3 separate regions of the Mus musculus genome follow, and all the other regions are linked to region 1. A link is a loop called in an ENCODE intact Hi-C map of the cell type or tissue named here. Cell type or tissue: heart. All regions are shown on one strand.

Region 1 (8,000 bases):
GCCAATTCTGAGATGTGGTCTGTGTCCTGGACCTGCTGAGCCTAGAGAGATTGTCCTATGTATGTCTGAGATCCTGGAGAAACCTAACCGAACTTCCAGGGCAGGGTGTTCAAAGCTAAGTCTGGAGTGGTGAGGGGGGGATCCTGGGACCAAGAGGGCTCCAGTGGCCACCTGTCTCTTCAGAAGTGGGTACCAGCAGCTCATCCCCAAAGGCCTGGGTGTTCAGTGTCCCACTGTGGTGGGTGGCAAGTGGGTCCATGGCCGGCTGCTGCTGGGACGTGCCCTGTTGGCTGCCATCTTTTGAAGTCTCTGTTGTAGAGCCCTTAGCTCATTGCACTACTGTGACGCAGTCTGGTTTGTGTTCAGAATGTCACAATAAATACTTGTTCCTCTCCTGCCCCTAGCTTGTACTGTGACACTGTGGCGTCTGCCTTCAGTGGTGATGAACACAGCCAGAGACCCTGTGGAAGCTTCTGGCAAGAGCTGGTGGAACACTTGAAATACCAACTGTATCTTTACCCCACCAACCCACCAACCACACAGAGGGCCCAGCAGGGATGTGTTAGTGGCCAGCACATCCCACATATTGGCTTCCCAACTCCAGTCCCATCTATATTTGCTTTCTGGGGGAAGAAGAATTAGAGTTTGTATCACTTTAAAAGCATTCAGTTAGGGACTTGGGGTGTAACTCAGTGGTCAAGCCTGTTATGGGTCCCACGTTTAATCAGTTCTGTGTGGGAGAGTTGACTGTGGCCATTGATGTCCCGCCATACTGAAGGGCTTAGGAGCACAGAATAGAAACCAAGGTTAAAACCTTCCCAAAGCCAGAAGCAATGATGATCTCTAGACCAGCGTTGGCAAGGCAGAGGGAGGAGGGTCAGGAGTTCAAGATCAGCTACATAGTGGGCTGGAGGCTAGCCTGGGCTATAGACTTCATCTCAAAACAAACAAAAAGTCCACTAAACAAAAAGTCACCTTTAGAACTGGGAATATGCCTCTGTTGATAGAGAATCCATCTATCTGATATGCATGGATTCAGTCCCCACCACTTAATCCAGGACTGGTGGAACCGGCTTGAGTTAGAAACTACAGGAGGAGGCAGAAGGGTCAACCTTGGCCACCTGATGAAACGAGGAGGCCGGTCTAGACTACACGAGTCCCTGTGCCCCACCTCTGTTTACATGTAACAAGTTACTACCTGTGGGGGGCTTCCCAAGGTGAAATTCTGTCTGGAGTTATTTCAGGGGCTTGGTAACTGTGGGAAAATGAGCAAGCTAGAAATGACCCTGATTTGCCTCAACATATACCTGTAGTTTTCTTGAAATAAATACTCAGCTCTTAAGATGCTCTGGTGAACCTATCTAGCAACTCAACTAGTCGGTAGCTATTTACCCAAGCTGAGACACAGAAGAAGTTCCTGGGGCCTGGGAGGTGGGACCAGTTTCCAGCCCTACGGCAGGTTCTTTGAGGAGGAGTCTGGGAAGGACGGTGCCTCTCTGTGGAAGCAGGTGACCATCCATCACTGCAGAGCAGGTGGCTGGCCCTTGGGGACCCATGCAATTTCTAATTGTCTACGGTTCTGTCCACAAAGTTGCATGGACTGCAAGCGCGTACTTTCTGTCCATGTTCTGCTTTAGATCCAAGGCAAAGACAACCATCCTGAGTCTACCTAATTCTGAGCCAGAAATCAGTAGAATTTTAGCATCAGGCTTCCTCTCTCTCCGGGACCAGGAGAATGGAGCAGAGAAAATTGGTATAGATGCACCAGTACCAACCTGGACCCTGAAAATAGAGCAGCTAACCTTGAGGTCCTCACATGGAGAGGTGTGTGTGTGTGTGTGTGTGTGTGTGTGTGTGTGTGTGTGTGTGTGAGGCCGCACAGACTGGTGCTGTCCCTTTCTGGGGCACTGTCCAGCAGGACACTGCAGGACTGGAAATATCCTTCCTGCCTGCCTGGTTCTAAGGACAAAGGCAGTTTGTCCCTAGTTGATGTCACTAAAAACCAACTGGACAGGGACGAGTATGTTCCAGATGGAGTCTAATGGGTACCTTATATGACACCGAGGGGCTACTGGGCGCTGGTTGGTTGTCTTCCCATATTTGGACACCAGAGGGAAGGACTGCAGGGACTAGGGAAATGAGGATTCTTTTTGAGTGATGGGCAGAGTCAGGAGACATCTATCCCTCCAAGCTTAGTCTACCTTTTAATTTTTTTGCAGAAACAGGGTTCTGCTATGTAGCCCAGGCTGGCCTGGAACTCCTGAAAACCCAGGTTACAGCTGCCACATTCACTGCCCAGCCACCACCTACTTTCTCAGAACACAGTGCTCATGTTTGATAGCAGCAATTTGAGAGTCCTTTCTTTTGATTCTCTGATTTGGGAGCCACAAAGACTCTGCTGCCTCCATCCCCTGAGCCATTCTACTGCCCAGCAGCAGCAGTTAAGAGTGTGACTTGGGGTCTCACAAAGCTGATACTGGAGGGGAAGAGGGGAGATGAGGGATTTCCCAGCCCCTTAGGCTTCCTCCATAGTCACTTAGGGATGCTACTTCAGTTCTGCTTTCTTCCACTAGGGGTCGACATTCTCTCACCAAGGCGCCTGGGGCCTGGGTGTGGCCAGGGCAAGGGGGCGCTGAGGGTGCCTGGGCCAGTTGGTATTTCCAGAATATTTGGAGCTGGTATTTGGAGAAACCCAGCCCAAGAGCATGTGACTGTTCTGATCTTGTGAATTAAGAACGTCTCTGCAACCCCAGTACCAGGATAGCAATTACAGCCCACTCCCTGGTTTGGAGCCATGTCACCTGCTTTGTTAAGAGTGTCAGAGCCAAAGAGATACCTGGTTCAGATCTAAAGTCCTTTCTGAAGGAACAACCAAGTCTTCAAAGAACATTCTGGAAATGGCTTTCCAAAATTAATCTTTTGCTAGCAACAGTCACCTGGTACTCTCCAGCACATTGTCCCTATGATGAATGGTAATTTATTAGCCCAGACCAGCCTTGAACTGGCCCTGGCCCTCCTGTGTCTACCTCCTGAGTATTACAGTCTTTCAAAGCCAGCTGTGGGACCTTGCTCTCCAACAGGCAAGCCAGTGGGTATCAGGCATGTGCCACCCACCCGCTTTAAGACAGGGTCTGACTATGTAGTCCTAGCTGGCCTGAAACTCACCATGTAGTCACGCTGGCCTGGAATTCACAGAGATCCTCCTGTCTCTGCCTTCTGAGTGCTGAAATTGAGGGTGTGTGCCAACACTCCAGGCCTGCATGTGGTCCTTTAGACTCAAAGAGTGCTGACCTGGTTTACAGATCTAGCCTAGTCATCGGGAAGAGGGGCATAAGTGGACCGTGACCATGTCCTCCTTGCTTAAACTCCCCCCACACACATTGGCATCCCTGAGGGCAGAGGCCAACCAGCTGGAGGAGGAGGGGCAAAAAAGGAAATGCTCACTTGCCAAGGAGTCACCCCCATCAGAACTACTTCCCCCACATGCCTGCCATTCCTGGACACAATGTGTCACTGTGATAGGACGTGGAAGTGACATTTATAGATGAGGAGGTCCCTAGCCTTTCCCTGGGTACAGTGACTCCTCTTGAGTTTACATAGTGATAGAGAAGACCAGAGGCCAGCCATCAGCCTTGGGAGCTTCTGTGACTAGAATCCTTCCCTCCCTGAGTGTGTATGTGTGTGTGTGCAATTTTTTATGGGTGTGTTTCATCAACTTACACATATAGGAGACCAGATCACTATCATTGGGTATTGCTCTCTGTCACTTTCTTAAGTTGTTTGAGGCAGGTCACACTGTGTAACCTTGGGTGTCCTGGCTGTCCTTGAACTCACAGAACTCTACCTGCTTCTGCCACCCCCTAGTGTTGAGGGTTCAGGCAGGCGCCTGCTGTGCTCAGCTTTTTACCCACTAAGCCATCTCCCCAGGCCCAGCGTCATTTCTTCATACAACAGAGAACCAGGTACACTAGAAGTTATACTTTATTTAACATTGAAAGGACTAACATTTAATTACATGGGTAAGAGTGCTCTCTACTGAAAGCACTTTGTTTGGTTTTAATTCCACCTCCAGAGTCACAGGCAAGACCAAGACCTGACAGCTCTGAGGGCCTTCCCAACAGTGCCCTGCCCTCAAGGCTTAGAATTAGCACGCACACACACACACACACACACACACACACACGCACACACACACACACACACATACAGAGGCACACACACACATACACGAACTTGCACACGCATGATTTAAAAGGTGCTTGATGTCAGGTTAAAAGAGAAGTTGGGGCCAGTATTAGAGACATTTTGGATGTTATACAGACACAAAATCAAAAGGAATCACAAAACGGCAATTTCTGGGAAAAATACTGGCAGGAACGGAACTTTTTTTTTTTAACTTCATGTGGACATTCTACGTTCACTACAGATGCCACCAGAAGGCATTAATGGCCTCCCTGTGTGTTGTTTGGGCTGGGGCCCTGGATAAGCATGCTCAGCCTAGAGGGAGGGGCCATTGCAGCTTCACGTCCTGCATAGAAAAAAAAAAAGCGGTAAATGTCACGTTCCTTTTATTTCCATCTCTAAGTCATCTGCAGGGCAGGTTCTTTTACAGTGAGTCATTCTTGTCTCAGCACACTAGCAGCTAGGGGTGACAGGCAGTGGGTCCTGGGGACAGGGAGTGTAGAGCTTCTGGGGAAATCCTGCATTCCCTTCCCCCCAGAGCCAGTACAGTTCCACAGGATGTCCACGGCAGACCGACTTTCTCAGAGAACGGCCTGAAGACGCTCATCCACCATCCTTTCTGGATGTAAGGTAGTACAGGAAATTAAAAAAGAAGTGAGGGGACACAGGGACAGGCGCAGGCTTTAAAGGTCATCTGAAGAAGACTGGCAGCCTCTCCATTTTACCTTTGTGGCAAGTCTTTCCTTGTCCTTCATGCATTAATGAGATCTGTGAACAGACCCATAAAAAACACTCTGGAGGGGGCTGTGGTCAGCCCAACTTGCTGAAAGTCAGAGGTTCTGGAGTTAGATGCCTGGTAACCTGCTGGAGCGAAACTGCCTGGGCCACAGGTCAGACTAACTGTGTCAGCGCTGAGACCCTGACTCTTAGGTACCAGACTTCCATACTGTCCCCTAGGTCTTCCTCATGTGAGTCCTGAACAGCCTCACAGGGGTCCCAGAGGGCAGAGGGCAGTGTGCCGGGCTTGGCCTTACGGGGAGGAGGCGGGGCCAAGAAAGCCTGAAGCTAATCCTTGCTTGCTCTTGAAACCCAAAGCCAGGCCCACCTTGTCAGCTGCTCCCCCACCTTGGTACCCTCCCCTCTGCTCTGAGGTGGTACCTCACAAAATGTCTGTAATACTGGCCCCAATGCATGGATGTCAGCACTTCCACAAACCGTGGACAAAGCACAGGCCCAACCCTGAGGACCTGCCCTCTCTGTCCCTGTCTCTGGTTTTGTAAGACTTCCCTGTCTTTCATCCTCTGACTTGATGCTAAGCTACCAACTGCCCAGAGGGAGACGCCAACCTCCTCAAGCTCATACTTGTGGGGCACCCTTCACAGGGGCTTGTGGCCAAAGCCTTGAGTACTTCTGTACCAGGAAAGGAGAGAGTGGCTCAAAGGTGCGAAGGACCACCTCGGTACTCCCCCAAGCTCCACCACTCTAGGAGGGCAACAGCTTCAAAAGCGAGCTCCATCCATTCTCTGGGGCTTCTGGAGAACAGGATCCGATGAAGAAGCAGTGGCCAGAGCCATTGGAGGGACTACAAGAGGCACAAGGTCTTTGGTGGGAACAGAGGAGAGTCCTCAAATGCTACTTATGGGACTCCGCAGGCCCGCCTTACAGTAACTAGTGTGGCTGTGAGGCCCTCCATCACAGGGTACCACAAACAGGTAGGCAGCGCTCATAGAAGGTAGACACAGACAAGACAGCGGGGCTGGCCCACAAGCTGGATTTGGGACTCCAATATGAATTAGGGCCATGTAGATGGTTTATAACAAGAGTGGGGGTGAATGGGGGCTGGGTGCCCCAGTCCTACTCTAGATCCCCTGGAATGGAGTGTGGAAGGTAACAGTGCTGGATGACAGGGAAGGCCTGAGGCAGCAGCCTCTGGACATGAAGGACACATCTGACGATGAGTCCCAAGAGACGCATGGATGACAGCTGGGTGCTCAGTCCACCTGATGCACAACTGGCCCTCCTTGTCAGAATTTTGTTAGTCACCAGGAAACCAGGGGTGACAGTTGACAAAGGCACAGTGTGAGATGTGCAAGGAGTGGCCAGGCGATGAGCAGGTGGACTGGGAGCCCGGAAGGAGCAGGGACACAGGGCACATGCCCAGCTGTCTTGGTGGCCTGGGTGGGAAGGGAGCAGAGTAAAGTGGACAGCCCCCGTGGGGGGCTGCAGGAGAGAAACACCCGTGCCGTACACAGGCAGAGGGACTGGCGGAGCCACAGGAACATGCTGTGAAGGAGAAGGGGAGGCAGGATATGGGGACCCAGCCTGCAGGTGGGCTGGAGGCTGCCCAGCCAGCCTGAGTGGTGCTGGAGGCCTGTGGGGACAAGCGGGCTGGACGATGATGGCTCCCTCCCGGGAGGCTCTCGGGGGACTCTGGCCATGTGCACCACGCCTTTAGGAACCTGCGGCACAAAAAGAAAGAAGAGAAAACCCTGAGTTAGGAAAAGCAGCAGGTGAGAGAGAGGCAGGCGGTTTGCCGCTGGCAAACTGCTTGCCTTGTGGAGAAGGGAGGGGCTTAAGTAATTGGTTACCACAGTGGCTCTGCCATGGGGAGCTTTCGAGGCTACGTCTTCTGTTTGGAGACAGGCTCTCAGGTAGTCTAGGGTGACCTCAAATTCTCTATATGGCTGAAGATGAACTTAACCCAGGATCCGCATGTCTCTGCCTCCCATCCTCTGGCACAACAGCCCTGGCCTTTTAGTTCCCATGTTTAGCTGGCCCCATTTCTGGACCAAAAAAGATTAATAAGGTTTCCCACTTGCTCATCTTCTTCACAAACTGAATCTTTTTTTTTTTTTTTGGTTCAGGATGGTGTGAGGAAGTTAAAGGGCAAATTCTCTCTCCCGTTGTGACCACAGGTCTCTGTAGTAAGGTGAACCTTTGATGAGAGGGGAATCTAAGGCTGCCCAGGGCCTCACTAAATGCGAAAGCTCTCCATCGCCAGAGGGAGACAAGATGCAAGAAAAGCAGATGCTCCAAGCCCTCAGGACAGGAGGGGTAAGAAAGAGAGGCACAATTATTTGCAAGGGGGAAAAGTATTTGGCTTGAAAAGTCCTCAGTACTAGAGATGAAAGTGTTATTACAGAGAATAATGTTCTCAAAAAAGAGAAAAATCACTTAAAATACACAGCACTGAGAAAAATAATAATATTTATTAGAGAGGCAGATACGAGGGCACAACTGGAAGGCGACAGATAAGAATATTCTTTTCTCTTAGGATAAGAATAGAAAGATGCAATCATGATGGCTATATTCAAACGACTTACTCAGAGCCCAGGGGTTTACAATAAAGTCAAGTGCGCAGCAGCCAGCCGGGGACCTAGCTACAGTGCAAGAGTCCAGGGGCCTCCCCAGCAGTTATAAAAACAAAAAGGTGGTTAGGCAGAAGAATAACAAATAAAACAATACTACGTAAGGCATCCTTCTAGGTTCCAAAGTGCAATATATACAAATATATCCTGCTGTGCAGGATCACAGACATGGTCAAACAGGAAGTGATGTCAAAAGCCACCGTAAGGCAAAGGGTTGGAGGAGTCTAAGGAGTTTGGCAATGGTTAGGCACATCATTGATACCAGAGAGAGAGAGAGAGAGAGAGAGAAAGTGCCTTTGCGTTATTTTTTAAAAATCTGAGAAGTGCTTTGAGTTTCTGGGAGTTGGGGAAGAGCAGCTGGGCCCACTGGTGTTGGAGGCAGGAGGGCAGGGTGTGGAAGAGGCTAAGTGGGGGCGGCTCCTGCATGGCTGCTAACCTCAGATATGGTCC
Region 2 (8,000 bases), 260 kb after region 1:
GTGACCCTAAGCCAGTTCCCTTGTCGGACTGCAGGGGATAGATGCAGCTCCTTCCTCCTTTGTAGGGCGACCCTGAAGACTTGATGTCTTAGTGGGAGCAGGGGGCATCACACAGATAGGCTCTTAGCCATCACAAGACTGGCCGTGCCACCTGTGTTGCCTTCCCAGGGGCTGGAAGTGTGTGGATGGTGTCTGAGGCCCAAGTTCCAATTCGGCTCCCTCTCAGAATTCCTGGGACTTTATGTGACCTGGCTTTCAAGAGACCCCGGGGAAACACATGGAGCATTAGGCCTAAGGACTGACCACTGTATGTGACCTGCCTGCATGCACACTCATGCACACGTATGAGTCAGGAGTCAGCCTTGGGTACCCTTCCCCAGAAGTTCACCTACTGGGATATCTCACTGGGTCTTGGGACTCACTGATTTTGCTAGGCTGGCCAGCCAGTGAGACACGAGGTCCATCCTGTGTCTACCTCCCTGAGGTTACAGCTCGATGCCACCGCTCCTGGCATTTTGACATGGTTGCTGGGGATCAAACTCAGGTCCTCACGCATGTTTGGCAAACCTTTGCCCCTGGTATTGGACATTTTTTTAAGCTGGGAACTGAGATAAGATCTCGACAAGTGCTCTGCCACTGAGATACCCACTCCCAATCCCTGCCCTCCACACCAGCTCTGTCTGTATGTTCCAGGGTCTGTAAGTTGTCCAGTTTGGCCTTGAACTCACCATATAGCCCAAGGCTTTGAAGTCACGATCTTCCTGCTCCAGTCTTCCACATGGTGGAGAGCATAGGCCTGTGGCACTGAGCCTAGCTACAGAGCAGGAGATGAGATGGTACTGTCACTTTGACTGATGGAAAGCCCAGAATCGCAGGTGTCTCTAAGTTCCTCAGACCTGTCACCGTGTCTCTCCCTGGTCCCCAGATGGGGTACTGAGAGACATGTGTCAGGTGTCTGATGCTGTCTGCTCGACTCCTCTGAAGACCCACTTAGATTCAGGAAGTTCTACTGAGACCATCCATGGGCAGACTGTCCCAGAAGGTGGATGGTCACCTTAAGCCACCTACCTCTCTTGTTTGCAGAATGCTGATGGGAAGCTGACTCTTCAGGAGTTCCAGGAAGGCTCCAAGGCTGATCCCTCCATTGTGCAGGCGCTGTCCCTCTACGATGGGCTGGTATAGTCCAGGCCCAGAGCTGTGGTGAGTTGGAAGGGTCCTGAGGCAGTGCTGGGGGTGACAACCCACCCACAGGACAGGCATAGTATTCTCTGTGTCTTCAGGGTTCCCGGGAGTCTTCAAGTCAGGCACAACTCTGGGTAAGCCCAAATCCAGCCTCTGGTAAGCTTGAAAAGAAATTTTCCTGGGTTGAAGGCAGATGGAAGACTTGGCAGTAGGGGGCCAGAGGGCAGAGGGACAGGATACTCTCTCCCTTCTCCAGCACAAAAGTCTGAGCTCCATTTTGAAGCTTCCATTAACATTACTTAAAACATTTGTGTGTGTGTGTGTGGGGGGGTGCGTGTGTGTGTGTGTGTGTGTATGGGTGCATGTGTGTGTGTGTGTGTGTGTGTATGGGTGCATGTGTGTGTGTGTATGGGTGTATGGGTGCGTGTGTGTGTGTGTGTGTGTGTTTGTGTGTGCGTGTGTGTGTGTGTATGGGTGCATGTGTGTGTGTATGAGTGCATGTGTGTGTGTGTATGGGTGTGTGTGTGTGTGTGTGTGTATGAGTGCATGTGTGTGTGTGTGTGTGTGTGTGTGTGTGTGTGCATGGGTGCATGTACCTTTAGGAGCCAGAAGTGGCATGAGATCTCCCAGAGCTGAGGCCAGGGGCCGTTGTGAGACACTGGTGTGGTACTGGGAACTGAACCTGAGTCCTCTGGAAGATCAGCCAGCACCCTGAGCCACAGAGCCATCTCTGCAGCCCCTCTATCAATATTACTTTACACAGAAACACTTTCGTATGAACAAGACATTACAATTGATGCTTGCAAAGAAAACTTCATTGAAAGTAATGTGATAAATTAAACGTTTACTTCCTAAACTTGCCCATCTGACCTAGACATAGTTACAGTAGCCAGAATTATTATTTATTTTTATTTATTTAATTATTTGGTTTTTTTAAAGACAGGGTTTTTTGTTTTTGTTTTTGTTTTGCATGGTCTGGCTGTCCTGGAACTCATGTAGACCAGGCTGGCCTTACACTCAGAGATCTACCTGCCTCTGCCTCACGATTTTGGGGGCTAATGGCGTGCACCACCACTGCCTGGCTCATTTTATTTATTAATTAATTAATTGTATATGAGTACACTGATTATATCTAAGTACATTGTAGCTGTCTTCAGACACACCAGGAGAGGGCGTCAGATCTCATTACAGATGATTGTCAGCCACCATGTGGTTGCTGGGATTTGAACTCAGGACCTTAGGAAGAGCAGTCAGTGCTCTTACTTGCTGAGCCATCTCTCCAGCCCCTGGCTCATTTTTAAAGCGTTATACTTATTTGTTTACTGTGTGTCTGCTCATGCATGAGCACAGAAGCCAGAGGACAGCCTGCTGTGCGCCCCACCGCCTTCCCTGAGCCCAGAGAACAAGCCACACGCTGCTGGGAACTTGAGTCTGACTGTGATTTGGTGACCTTGATAGCCAGATTTGAACAGCTACACTTGCTCCTTTCTCTTCATCGCTTTCCAAAATGAGTGGTTTTGTGTGCATGCCCTTGTGTGTATGTGTGGCCATAGGCTGGCATCGGGTATCGTCCTCTGAGATCCACATTCCTCACTGAGCCTGGAGCTCGTCAGTTAGGCTAGGCTGACTGGCCAGCAAGCCCCGGGCATCTGTGTGGCTCCCGCTCCTCAGCGCCCTCATGCCGTCAAGCTCCTCTCTCACACGGTGGCTGGGGATCGAACCCGATGGGGTCTCATGCTTGCTTGACAGGAACTTTGCCAAATGAGCCATCTCTCAAGCCCCGAATTAATTGTTTTCCTGACACCCTTCAAAGGTAGCCGATGACGTTTAAAAACTCCATCAATATGAAATGGATTTAAAGGTATTTACATCTTTCTAGCAGCAGATGTACCGCTGTGTCCATCATCCTCCAGGAGTTACATTTCAGTAAGAGCTTCCTGTGGGTGTGTAGTCTCACACCTGTAATCTCAGCATTCAAGAGGCTGAGGGGTGAGGGTTAGCCTCATTCCAATCTAAGGCCAGCCTGGGCTACTTGGGAGCTTCAGGCCAGCCTGGGCTACTTGGGAGCTTCAGGCCAGCCTGGACTACACAAGAGTTTCGGTCCAGCCTGGGCAACAATATAAGATCACATTTCAAAGCAACAACAAGCTTGTCAGTGAGAGATGGGTAGTGTTTGAGTTGTAGCAAGAGTACAGGTCAGAAAGGTTTGCAGATCACAGGGGCTGACAGGAAGGGGAGCCAAGACTGCATCAGCCCTGCCCCATCCACTTCCTCCCTTTACTCCTGAGCACCGCGTCCTGCCTGTTCTCCCACTGCCTTAGTCAGGGTTACTATTCCTGCGAGGAAATGCCACGACCAACCTGGGGAGGGAAGGGTTTACCTGGCTTACACCTCCGCTGTTCCTCATTGAAGGAACAGGAACTCACACAGGGCAGGAGCCTGGCAGCAGGAGCTGAGGCAGAGGCCATGGAGGGTGCTGCTTACTGGCTTGTTCCCCATTGTTTGTTCCACCTGCTTTCTTACAGAACCCACGACCACCAGCACAGGGATGGTACGAGCCACCACGATCCATTAATTACTAGCTACCAAAGTGCTCCACAGGCTTGCCTCAGCCTGGTCTTACGGAGCCGTTCTCTCAGTTGAAGCTGCCCCTCCTCTCGGGCCACTCTGGCTTGTGTTAAGTTGACATGAAACGAGCCAGTCAGTACAGTCTCTGTGGGGACTTCCTACTTCCTTCTAGGAACACCATTAAATGCCTCCTTTCTCCAGTTCCCATGCCTAAGAGAAAGCAAATTGCTGTCTGACCCCCACAGATCAAGAAGCCCGCTGCCCTGGAGCAGGATTCTGCAGCTGTCCAATCAGGAGGCCTCTGGGACGCCCGTTATTCCATATCAGCATGGCTGAGAGGCTGACTGGTTCCAGGGAAGGTTCTGGGCTTTTTATAAGAGAGTCTGGGAGGGGAACTCAGTACGGAAGGAACCATTTTAAAGTGGGCAGTTCTGCCAGGCCCGGTGGTGTAGGCCTGTTGCCTCCTTGTCTCTGCTGTCTTATCACTGTCATCCCCATCGTCACTGTCATCTCAGTTGTTCAGAGGCTGAGGCAGGAGTCTTGAGTTCAAGACCTGCCTGGACAATTGAATAACAGATTTGGTCTTAACATAAAAAACACAGAGGTGGTGATGTCGTGGTATGGGAGTACTCGCCGGGATGTGAGAGGCTCTCGTTTTAATCCTTAGAGCGCGCACACACTCACACACAGGCACACGCATGCACACACGCACATACACTGATACACACACACACATGCACACTGAACACTTCACTGGCATTTAGTATGTATTCATAGTGTTATGTGCCTGCCACCTCCTCCTGGTTCTAACAGATTGGCGTCTCTGAAGTCAGGCTCTGCCCAGCTTCTCCCTGCCAGCCATTCTGCTCTCTGTCTCTGGACTTATCTATTTTGAAATGTCCTTTTGAGACTGGATTCTTTTTAGTGCGCTTCCCAGGTCTATCCTATCATACTGTGGGCCATAATTTATTCCATAATGTTTGCTTGTTTGTTTGCGACAAGAGTCTTGTTGTACTCTTCTGCCAAGCCACATCTTCAGCCCTGTGTTTGTATCTTTTTGCTGTTGACAAAAAACACAGCTCTAAGCTTAAAGGGGAAAAGAAATAGTCTATTCTAAAACCAAAAAATGTGAGACAGCGCGGTCCAGGAACACAGGGTTAGGTTACCCCAGATTCTGATGAAGAGCCAGTTTCATCAAGTTTCATAAGTAACCTTATAAAACATTTGGAGCTGTAAATCAAAGCCATTTTAGGACATGTTGGTGTGTATGTCACCTGACACAGGCAGGTCAGCCTCAGACGCTATTTCCTCCCATTTTACGTCCCCACTGTCAAGGTGCAAGGACACCGATTTCCCCATGCTCTTGTTGACATTCATGTTTTCCTTCCAATGTATAATGACCGTCCTCATGGGCAGAAGACGAGCGCATCCGCATCCTGCTTCTGATGTGTCCTTAGTGACTTGCCCTGTCAGTGGTTTTAATGGCTGTAAATATTTTATCCGACCAGTTCCCTGATATTGGACACTCAGGTCGGTCCTTCACTATTAAGGAGTCTGCCATGGTGAACATCTTATTTATTTCCCAGGGATAGATATGAAGAATCTGTGGTGAATCAACACCATGCATTTTTCAGGATTTCCAGCCCTGAATGCCGACTTGCCCTCTAGCGCCCTCTAGCGCCCTCTAGCCCCCCTCTAGCGCCCTCTAGTGTCCTTTAGCTTCTCACACTTTCTTTGCTTGTGATCCATCTTTTCACTGAGAAACTTTGACATAACTTTTGGTATGCAAGTATACAAAATAAACATTAAATCAAACACATACAGCTAATAAATCATAAAGAATTGTATTTTAAAAGGCAGTTTTTGTTGTGCATATAATTTTATTGCTTTTATTTTTCTGTAATTAACCTGTGATGTTTCTGTAAGAACAGAAAAATGTATAGATGCAGTAAACAGAAAGAAAAAAAAAACGCTATAATTCATAACACACGCATCTTAAGCCTGAAGCTGTTTCAGGCAGCGTTGGTGTGTGCTGTGACGTCATGAGAAAGGCATTGGTTCATGGATAGTGTGCTCTGAATCGAGGCGGCAGTCAAGTTAGGAGATATCCCACGGATGAGAGTCACCAAAGCGCCTCAGACTCATGCCATCAGTGGTATCAAGTTAATTTTTTGGTTGTGGCACATTTATAGATCTTTCATTCGTTATCATCACTTTCCCTTTTCCAAGCCCAAATAAGTTTGTAGCCTGGAGTCGAGAAGCTGGGCCCTAACAGACACTCAGCCACCACAGCTAACAGTTAACACATCCTGTCTCCCTCTGTCTTGCAGATGTGTGGGAACCACTAGCCTCTTTCTGTGCCATGAGGCCACCGCAGCCTGACACCGCCCCTGTGCCCACCCAGCCTTCCTCATCTCCACAAAGCCAGCCGCCCTTGAGCCTCCAGGCCCTGGTTCTCTTCCCCCCTGCCCTGCATCCACCTGCCGCCTGAAGCCACTGGTTCCAATCGTCAACAACCTCCGCTTGTCCAAAACAACGACAAACCGAAACGGAAAGGCTCCAGCCCTCTGCAAAACTGAGCGCCCGGCTGTCTCCCTCGGCAGCCACCCCATTCTTCCTGCTGTCCGGCCTGTGTGCTTTCTTTTTTTATTTCAAACGGACATTGTAAAAGAAAACAAACTACCTTCTGTTCTAAAGGATACTGACCATTGGGAGAAGGCCTCTGTCTCAGAGAACTCAGTCTCTGCCTGGTCCCCTGAAGTGGTGGTGACCAGGGCCAGTGAGGCTGCTGGCAGCAAGGGTGTTAGTGGCAGTGGCTCACGTGATAACAGTATTGTGCGTTTTGTGGAGAAACTGAGGGTTTTTTTTATACTCATATATAATCGAACCTTTTATTTATTGGTTGTTAACTCTTGCTGCTACCTTGTGTGTCTGAAACTCCCAGGATGCTGGGCCTCCGTTTACATGTGCACACCCTCATCCACCTGCCTGCCTCACTTGGGAGGATGGTGGCCTGCAGCGGCCAAGAAGCCAAAAATCTTTTCCTCTTTTTTTTTTCTCAGATACTGTGCCCCATTTTTGGAGAGGGGAAGGTGGGCATTGCTAAATGGCTAATGTACTGTTCCCCCAGCTTCTGCCCTGGAGTCCCCACCCCTCGCCTCTGCTCTCCTTGGAATCCATAACACTTTTTTTCAAAAACAAACTTGAGGTTTTTTTTTTTTTTTTTTTTTTTTAATTTTGCAACTTTAAATTTGATGTTAACAGCAGAAAGAAAATGGAGAGCCTTGTTCTGAGAGTAGGAGCTAGGAGAGTGTGTCCGGCACACAGTAGAGAGCGTATGAAGTGGGTTTCCCTGCAAACTGCTGGCCTCAGCCTCCCTGATGCTAAGAGGCTGGGTAGGTGTGGCATGTGAATCCCTCTGCTCTCCTGCCCTGACTGCTTTTTGCAGTAGTCTTCTTCCCTACCAGGAGTCTGAGAAAGAAGGGGTAGGAGGATAACACCAGGCCCTGTTGGTCCTCAGGACTGGGTCCAGAGCCAGAGAGATGGCTCCATACTTGTCACCAGGAGGAGCGGGCAACCATGGCTTCTCTGGGACTTTGTAGTCTTTCCCTTCTCGATCAGCAGGGCTGGAAGGCCTGGTGGTTGGCTTTGTTGATCTTGTGTGATTCTTAGCCCAGAGCTAGGGTTCCTGTGTTTGTGACACTGTTCTATGGCTGGGTTTTCTAGTCTGGAGGGCACAGGATCGTATGAATGACAGTACAACCCTCATATAGTCTCTGGGCACAGCCTTGGTTGCCGGAGTGTGTGGTCTGCCTCAGAGGCTGACTGTGTCTGATGGCACCCCCTTTAGCCCCTCTTTAGGATTTCCCAGACTCTTGAGTCCCTTTGGGCTCATCCTCACCCTGGGGAGCTTTCCGGGGTGAGCCTCTCAGCTGCAGAGGCAGACCTAAGCTCACAGTTCTTGCTTCTAGTTTGTGTAACCTCTCTGCCCACCATTGAGAGGGGGAAATTGGTTCCCGGATTTTTCTTCTGCTCTGACTCTCCTGTAATCTCCAGCATACTTCTGGGAGACCAAAATCTTCCTTGCTAATGACCTGTGGATGAGCAGCTGTCCCCTGGAGGATTGATGTCCCCCATCAATAGGTGGCTTTGGCTGCCTGTCCATCCCTGTGGTGGGAATGCTTAGCTAGTCCATGCACACTCCCTCTTCCTGGGTAGACCCTTTGCTCATGCTGTGCCCATTGCTAGCC
Region 3 (8,000 bases), 150 kb after region 1:
GGAGAGGGCTGGCCCGTGCAGGAGCATGGTGATGAGCACCGTGTTAGCATCCGAGGTGACTGGTGGGGAACACATTAGAGGAGGTAGGGAGGAAACTGGACAAGGTCCAGGCAGCATCTGCCACTAAGAGGCTGTGTAACTCCAGGGCTCAGTCCCTTTCCTGCCTCACAGTGCTAGTGTCACTTACGAGATTGTCCTTGAGGGATGGCCACTACAGAGCACAGGTGAAGGCCTTTGTCCTTTTGCACTAAAAAAAAAAAAGGTCACTGGTGACGAGTCTGACAACTCAGTCCTTTTAATAAACACATTGGAACTGAGATGAATTAGGGGATTTTGTGTTTTCAAGTTAGATATATTTCCATCTGCCACTGCCTGGGTTTCATGTTTGGGGAGTGCAGCAGAAGATGACGTTGGGTATCTTCCTCAATCATACCCCATTCTCCCACTCCCGTGAGCAGGATCTCATGGTGTAGACCAGGCTGGCCTTGAACTCAGAGATCTGCCTGACTCTGCCTCCCTAGCGCTGAGATTAAAGATGTGCATACCATTAATTAATTCATTAGTCTTAGCACTCACTCAGGAGGCAGATCTCTGTGTGTTCGAGGCCAGCTTCGTCTATAGAGTGAGTTTCAGAACACCAAGGGCTACACAGAGAAACCCTGTCTGAAACAAACAAACAAACAAACAAAGAAAAGGGTGTACACCACCATGGCCAGGGTTCTGCCATTTTTTTCTTGATGAAGAATCTCTCTCTGAGCCTGTATCTTTGCTGAATTGCCTAGATTAGTTGGCCAGTAAACTTCAGGAGTCTCGTGTCTCCACCTTCCCACCACAATGCCCACTTCTACACGAGGATTAGATTCAGGTCTGCATAATTTGGAGGCAAGTCCTTTGCCAACTAAGCATCTCCATGCCCAGCCATCCCAGCTTATCTGTAACTCCCCTCATGTCTACGTTCATTTATTGTGTGGGTGCTGGTCAGAGCATATGGAGGTCAGCGAGCACTCTATGGGAGTCAGATCTCTTCTTCCACTGTGTGGGCTGCTGGGCTGAAGTCAGGTTGTCAGACTTCAGCACCAGCGCTTTTCCCAGTGAACGAGCTCTCTGGCCCTGTGTGCAGTTCCTGAGGAGACTTCAAAGGCTTCCAAGCCAAGAGTACTGTGTCCAGGTTGTTGTCAGACCCAGCTGCTAGCAGCTCGGAGCGGCCACTTCGAGATACACATGGTCAGAAGCAGAAAGAGGAATCTTCCAGTGAGGAAGTCTCTTAAAAAAGGAAGCACTTTGTCATAGAACTACTCTGAGCTTCACTAAGACATCCACCCCTGGTTGCCTCTGCTTTCATCTGTCAGGATGACAGTCTCCTAGGTTAGGGTGTTTGGCACTGGGTAGAGAAGGGCCTGACTGAGCGTGGCAAAATGAATGAACTGGGGATTGACTCCTCACCTGGAGGCCCTCGGTGGCAGCAGGCTCAGGAAAGGGCAGCTCAGTGGCAGAGACTGATTAGGGACCCTTATGCCTTTTACCTCCGCTCTCCTACTCTTAGTGTCCACTTCTCAGGAACACACACACACACACACACACACACACACACACACACACACACACACTGTCTTCAGACACACCAGAAGAAGGCATCAGATCCCATTACAGATGGTTGTGAGCCACCATGTGGTTGTTGGGAATTGAACTAAGACTTCTGGAAGAACAGTCAGTGCTCTTAACCACTGAGCCATCTCTCCAGCTCCTGGTGACACATATCTTTAATTGCAGCACTCAGGAAACAGAAGCCAACAGATCTCTTTGAGTTTGAGGCTAGCTTTGTCTACACAGTAAGTTCCAGGCCAGGGTTACATAGTAATACTCTGTCTTATAAAAGAAAAAAAGAGTGGGGTGCTAGATAGATGGCTTGGTGATTAAGAGCACTCATTAGTCTTACAGAGGACCCAAGTGTGGCTCTCAGCATTCACAGGGGGGCTCACAACCACCTAGAGCTACTTCAGCTCTGGGGGATTGGAAACCTTCCCAGGACCTTGCATGCATATAGTACACATACGCTTGCATATGCACACACAAACATATAATTAATTGTTGAAACAGGGAGAAGAAGGAAATGGCTTTTAGGCCAGTAATTAGTAGTGTCCCTAATTCCTCACACAGTCCCTGGACTTGTCCTGACTGTATTATAGAAGCTGTGTCTTCTGTTTCTCTTTACCAATGTTCTGAGCACACTAAGAATCCTTAAGGGATGTGTGAACAGCATAATTATGTATTTGCTACTACCCTGGCTTAGAGAGAGACTCAGGCTCCTCACTCAGCTGCTTCCTAGCTTGGGGTGGCAGGGCTGGGGCCAGGGTCTGGGCCATGTACAGACTAGGCAAGCACTTTGTCCCTGCATGGTCTCTCTGGTCCTTGGCCAGTGTTTACCTTTTCTGCACTTCAGTTGCAACATAGAATGTAGATGGCAGAATCTACATCTCTGATGTGGCAGGGGTGGCACAAGGTGCCAGACTCAGAGCTGGAGCTGGGCATGGTGGCATATGCTTTTAATCCTAGCAGCTGGGAGGTAAAAGTAGGTGGCTCTCTTGAGCTTGAGCCTAGTGTGGTCTGCTGAGCTAGTTCCAGAACAGCCAGAAACCTTGTCTTCAAAACAAACAAACAAACAAAAAGACGGCTTGAACTGGGCCTACAGCAGTGTTAAAGCAAAGTCTGGAGTGCTGCTCTGAACGCTTCTTTCTGTTTTCCATGGATGTAGAGTCAAGGTCAGATCCCCACCAGAAGCTGGTAAGCAGTTACCAGAGATTGTCTTCAGCAAGGATGAGAAAATCCTGAGTCAGAGCCAGGAGCCTGCTGTCAGCTCCAACCCCAAAGACAGTGAGGCTCGGAGAACCCTCGGTAAGCTTGCTTTGTAGAGATTTTGTTTTCAAGAACTGCAGCCTGGTCTGTATTGTCTGAGCATTGTGCTGGGGCCCACACAGGAAGCAAGTAGAAGGGAGAGGAAAGAGGCCTCTCCTCATGCTGGCTCAGCACTTTGGTAACTGTTCCTGGTTGGCTCATTTCCTCAGCATAGAACATGCTGCCTCAGAGCTCTGTCCCACGTCAGCCTGTGCATGCCCGTTGCTTTACTTTGATTCCATGCTACCGTCCTAGTAAGTGACTCTCACACAGGCTCAGCCTCAGCCTTTCCCTGAAGTGACACATCATCATCTCCAGGCATTGTTATCCAGGTACTGTGGCATTGGACTTACTGTAGAGACTGGAGAGATGGCTCAGCAGTTAAGAAAACTTGCTTGCCTTGCAGAGGACTCTAGTTTACCTCCCAACATCCACATCAGGTGCTTCATGAAACCTGAAAACCCAGTTCCAAGGGATCCAAAGCCCTTCTGGCCTCCACAGGCACCCATACACAAGGCGCGCGCACGCACACACACACACACACACACACACACACACACACACACACACACGCAAATAAAGATGAGTCTTTTAAAAAAAGGTTTATTTATTATGTGTTCTGCCTGTGTACCAGAAGAGGGCACCAGATCTCATTAGAGGTGGCTGTGAGCCACCATGTGGTTGCTGGGAATTGAACTTAGGACCTCTGGAAGAGTAGCCAGTACTCTTAACTACTGAGTCATCTCTTCAACCCTAAGATGAGTCTTTTTTAAAAGGAAAATTGTGGTATGTGTTCTATTGTCTTTAAGATGGTTAGTAGAGCTGGGATCTCTGACTCAAGGATACAATTGCCTTTGAGAATATTGACACTGCACATCAGGTCAGAATGCAGGCGAAACATAACAGCTTATGCTGGACACTGAGCATGTCTGCAGTCCTAGAACTTGGGAGGCTGAAGCAGGAAGAAAGTCTGTGCCCAGTTAAGGTGAGGCCTGTGCAGCAAAGAGAGACCAAGTTTGGGGGGAAATGCTAAAATGAAAGTCAGAAGAAACCATGTTGGATTTTGGTTTTCCTTTTCCAATGTTTTAGGGAGAGGGGTTTGTGTGACATTTACTGCTGTTCTCAGACTGCTGCTCTGAGGCTGCAGCTCTCTCCCGACATCCTTGTGCTGTAGTAACTCCCGGTCCCATTGGTGACCCCTGCACGTTCTTTCGAGGTCATTCACCACTTCCGTCGTTGTTTACTTTTCCCTTGATTTGTTGAAAGCTGATGCAGATTAAGAGTCAGAGGAAAGAACTAGAGTGTAGAGTGCTGTTCTGTGCCTACTCTGGCTCTGCTTGTCCAAACCCCTTGTGTTCATCAAGTACCCTCTTCATGCAGTAGGGTTGAATTGCCTTCCCCAGGAAGCTGTCCTCAGGACAGCAAGGCAGGTGCCCACTGTTCCATGAAAAAGCTATTTGGTGCCAGAAGAGGGCGCCAGATCTCATTATAGAAGGTTGTGAGCCACCAGGTGGTTGCTGGGAATTGAACTCATAGCCAGCCTTGAGTTCTCTAGGTAGCTGATGATGACCTTGAACTTCTTATCCTTCCCCAGCCATCTACTACTAAGCCTTTTAAATTAAAATATAATCATGTTATTTTTCTGCATAGTAATCATAATACACTGCTGGGGGGAGGGGGTCAGCACTAAGAAAAACAATAGTGACAGATGAGTCAGTTTACCATGCACAAGCTGAATGTGTGGTGTCATCCCCGTGCCACACAGAAAATGTGGCTATCCTGAGCTTTTCTCCAAGTGAATCGCATCAGTTAGATTCTTGTTAAAATGTCTCGGAAAGTTGTTCCGAGTGGCATCTCTGCCATTCACATTGTTTACACAAGAGGCTTTCCTGTTGGTTCTGCTAGGATTGGTGCAGCAACATTTGTAGTGTATACACCACTTTGATTTGCTGTTTCTTTGGCACAGTAATTATCTCTGGGGACTGGAGGAAGTGGAGGCCCTGAGATTTGTTTGTTTTGTTGATGGTTTATTGATAAGCTAGAGCCTCATAAAATGAGCCTGTGATGGATGTGTGTGAGCTGAGCGAGGCACTGATACCTCTCAATGTTTGTACTTCTAGATGGTTTCAAGGCTGGACGAAGTACAGTGGACTCAAAGGTAAGCACAGAGCTCCATCCTGTCAGCTTCTCTGGATGTGTGTGTGTGCTTGCATGTATGTATGTATGTATGTATGTATGCATGCATGTGCATATATGTGTACATGATACATGCTTGTGTTTGGAGAGACAGCATCAACACACCGAAACCATTTCAAACTGCCTTCTGCCTCCACCTCTAAAAGCTAGGATTACAGGTGCACACAGCAGGGCTGGCTTTGCTTGCTTGTTCATTTTCTTCCTTCTAACAGTATTGTGAAGGTGTGATTGGGTGACAATAAACTGCCTGTGTCTACAGAGGCAGTTAGATATATTTTCCCTGTCAATCAAGATGGTGAATGTGGGGCTGGAGAGATCGCTCAGTGGTTAAGAGCACTGACTGCTCTTCCGAAGGTCCTGAGTTCAAATCCCAGAAACCACATGGTGGCTCTCACAACCACCCGTAATAAAATCTGACCCCCTCTTCTGGAGTGTCTGAAGACAGCTACAGTGTACTTACATATAATAATAAATAAATCTTAAAACAAACAAACAAACAAACAAAAGATGGTGGATGTATTCATCACCTCAAAGATTTCTCCTGCCCCTTTGTCATCCTGTGTCCAGTAGATGGCAGCTTTAGGGAGCCTTATAGAAACAAAACCATGCAGATGTATTCTTGCATTGCCTTCGTTCAGCTTAACCATCAGAGTGTCTCTCACTGCCGTGTGCTTGAAGCTGCTTTCTTCCATGGCTTGGTATTAATCGTTTTGCAAATGGCAGCGCTCCCGTTTAGAGTCAGAAGCAGAGTGTAGGTAGGGTGTTTGGCTCTTCCCAGGGCAGCATCCTTGGTCTTGCGAAAGCTTTAGGTAGAGATGTGCTCACAGGAAGACCAGGGAGGGAGTTATAGAGTAGCCAAGAAGGAAGGAAACTGAGGAAGAAAATGGGAAAGGGGAGCTGCCTTCTCTGAGACAGAATCTCAGATTTATCTGGAAAGACAGTGAGTGGCCTTGTCAGAGAGCTCTTGAAGGTCAGCAGTGCTTAAAGAAGAGACTTGGTGGCTTTTTGTTTTGTTTTGATTTTTTTTTAAAGATTTATTTATTTCATGTATGTGAGTACACTGTCTTCAGACACTCCAGAAGAGGGCATCAGATCCCATTACGGATGGTTGTGAGCCACCATGTGGTTGCTGGGAATTGAACTCAGGACCTCTGGAGGAGCAGTCAGTGCTCTTAACTGCTGAGCCATCTCTCCAGCCCCTTGTTTTGATTTTTTAGTTAGCTTTAACCTACTTTTATGTGTATGGCTGCCCTAGTTAGGGATACTATTGCTATAAAGAAACACCATGACCAAAAGCAAGCTGGAGAGGAAAGGGTTCATTTGGCTCACATTTCTGCATCCTTGTCCATCACTGAAGGAAGTCAGGACAGGAGCGCATGCAGAGCTGGAGCCTGGAGGCAGGAGATGATGCAGAGGCCATGGAGGGGAGGGAGCTCCTGACTGGTTTGCTCCCATTGCTTGTTCAGCCTGCTGTCTCACAGAACCCAGGCTCACTAGCCCAGGGATGGCCCCACCCACAAGGGCTGGACCCTCTCCCATCAATCACTAATTAAGAAAATATAAACCAGATTTTGGAGGGGCTTTTCTCAATTGAGTTTCCCTCCTTTCAGGTGACTCTAGCTTGTACCAAGTTGATGTAAAACTAGTCAGCACAGTGAGTGTTTCCCTGCATCTATGTATACCCATCGTTTGTGTGTCTATGCCCATGTTAGCCAGGAGAGATCCTGTTGGCTCCTCTGGAGCTGTCGTTAGAGAGTTTATAAATCATCCTGTGGGTACTGGGAAGCAAATCCAGGTTCTCTGCAAGGACATCGAGTGCTCTTAACCACTGAGTCATCTCTCCAGATAACTAGCTTTAATTTTTGTTTGTTTCTTGTTTTTTGTGTTTTCCACACAGGGTTTTCTCTGTGTAGCCCTGACCATCCTGGAATTTGCCGGATAGACTAGGCTGGTCTCAAACTCATTGGCTTCCCCCCTCTGCCTCCCAAGTGCTGGGATTAAAGGCTTAGCTTTACTTTTTTAAGTGTTTGCATTGCAGGTGTGTATGTGTATCATATGGATTCAGTACCCGGAGGCCAGAAGAGGGATTAGAGCCTCTGGGATTGGAATTACAGACACCTGCGAGCTGCTGTGTCTGGAAATTGAGCCCATAATCTCTGTAAAATGGCCAGTGCTCAGCCAGGCGTGGTGGCGCACGCCTTTAATTCCAGCACTCGGGAGGCAGAGGCAGGCAGATTTCTGAGTTCGAGGCCAGCCTGGTCTACAAAGTGAGTTCCAGGACAGCCAGGGCTATACAGAGAAACCCTGTCTCAAAAAACCAAAAGGAAAAAAAGCCAGTGCTCAGGACTGGAGAGATGGCTCAGTGGTTAAGAGCACTGACTGCTCTTCAAGAGGTCCTGAGTTCAATTCCCAGCAACCACATGGTGGCTCACAACCATCTGTAGTAGGATCCAGTGCCCTCTTCTGGTGTGTCTCAAAACTACAATGTAGTCACATATATAAAATAAATAAATACAAAAAATAGCCAGTGCTCTTAATCATTGAACATTCTCTTCACCCCACCCCCATTAGTTTTGATTTTCCTAAGCATGTTTTCTGCCACTGTTGTGTGTCTTTTCAGGCTATCACAGAGCGATCCTTCTCAATTCACAAGAATGACGGGGTGGTCTCATTTCAGGTAAGGTTCACTCCATCCTGCCATGAGAAAGCTCCAGTCTCTACTGGTATCCTCGTTATAGGGACAATAACTACCTGTGTGTGGTCCTTGGGCTGCAGGACCACTCCCCCTCCCACCACTAGGCTGCTAACTCCATCTGCTAACTAAGTTCTGAGCCTCTGACCCTGGGAAACCTTGTGAAAGTGCAGTGAAGTAACAGGCCCAGATTCCAACCCTACTCAGCTTAGGTCTCTGG

Evidence for each region. Hi-C counts contacts between places; a loop is a spot of excess contacts. Peaks named below come from ENCODE experiments on the same cell type or tissue, not always from the same donor. Only the 100,000 strongest peaks of a DNase experiment are listed, where the experiment ranks them.
Region 2: it touches region 1 in a loop (5-fold over the local background); 16 of 42 quality-filtered maps call a loop at or near these places.
Region 3: it touches region 1 in a loop (2.4-fold over the local background); 7 of 42 quality-filtered maps call a loop at or near these places.

The regions. Positions count from the first base shown.
Region 1 is chr2:31,022,243-31,030,242 of GRCm38, forward strand. Usp20 (ubiquitin specific peptidase 20) reads left to right here. Exons shown (of 25, transcript NM_028846.5): 25 at 1-413. Fnbp1 (formin binding protein 1) reads right to left here. Exons shown (of 17, transcript NM_001177648.1): 17 at 3,964-6,641. The coding sequence ends at 6,634. Among named protein-coding and RNA genes, the nearest start is that of Gm39786, 30 kb to the left of the region's middle. In heart, no CTCF peak of the experiment used is centred here; DNase peaks (open chromatin) are centred at 2,589 and 3,459; H3K27ac peaks cover 1,937 bases.
Region 2 is chr2:31,286,204-31,294,203 of GRCm38, forward strand. Ncs1 (neuronal calcium sensor 1) reads left to right here. Exons shown (of 8, transcript NM_019681.3): 7 at 1,084-1,200; 8 at 6,081-8,000. The coding sequence ends at 1,182. Among named protein-coding and RNA genes, the nearest start is that of Hmcn2, 24 kb to the right of the region's middle. In heart, no CTCF peak of the experiment used is centred here; no DNase peak of the experiment used is centred here.
Region 3 is chr2:31,169,190-31,177,189 of GRCm38, forward strand. It overlaps Gpr107 (G protein-coupled receptor 107), which reads left to right. Exons shown (of 18, transcript NM_178760.4): 5 at 2,753-2,892; 6 at 5,013-5,050; 7 at 7,709-7,765. Among named protein-coding and RNA genes, the nearest start is that of Gm22516, 17 kb to the right of the region's middle. In heart, CTCF peaks have their summits at 3,549 (motif pointing right) and 4,363 (motif pointing right); DNase peaks (open chromatin) are centred at 32 and 3,022; H3K27ac peaks cover 1,169 bases.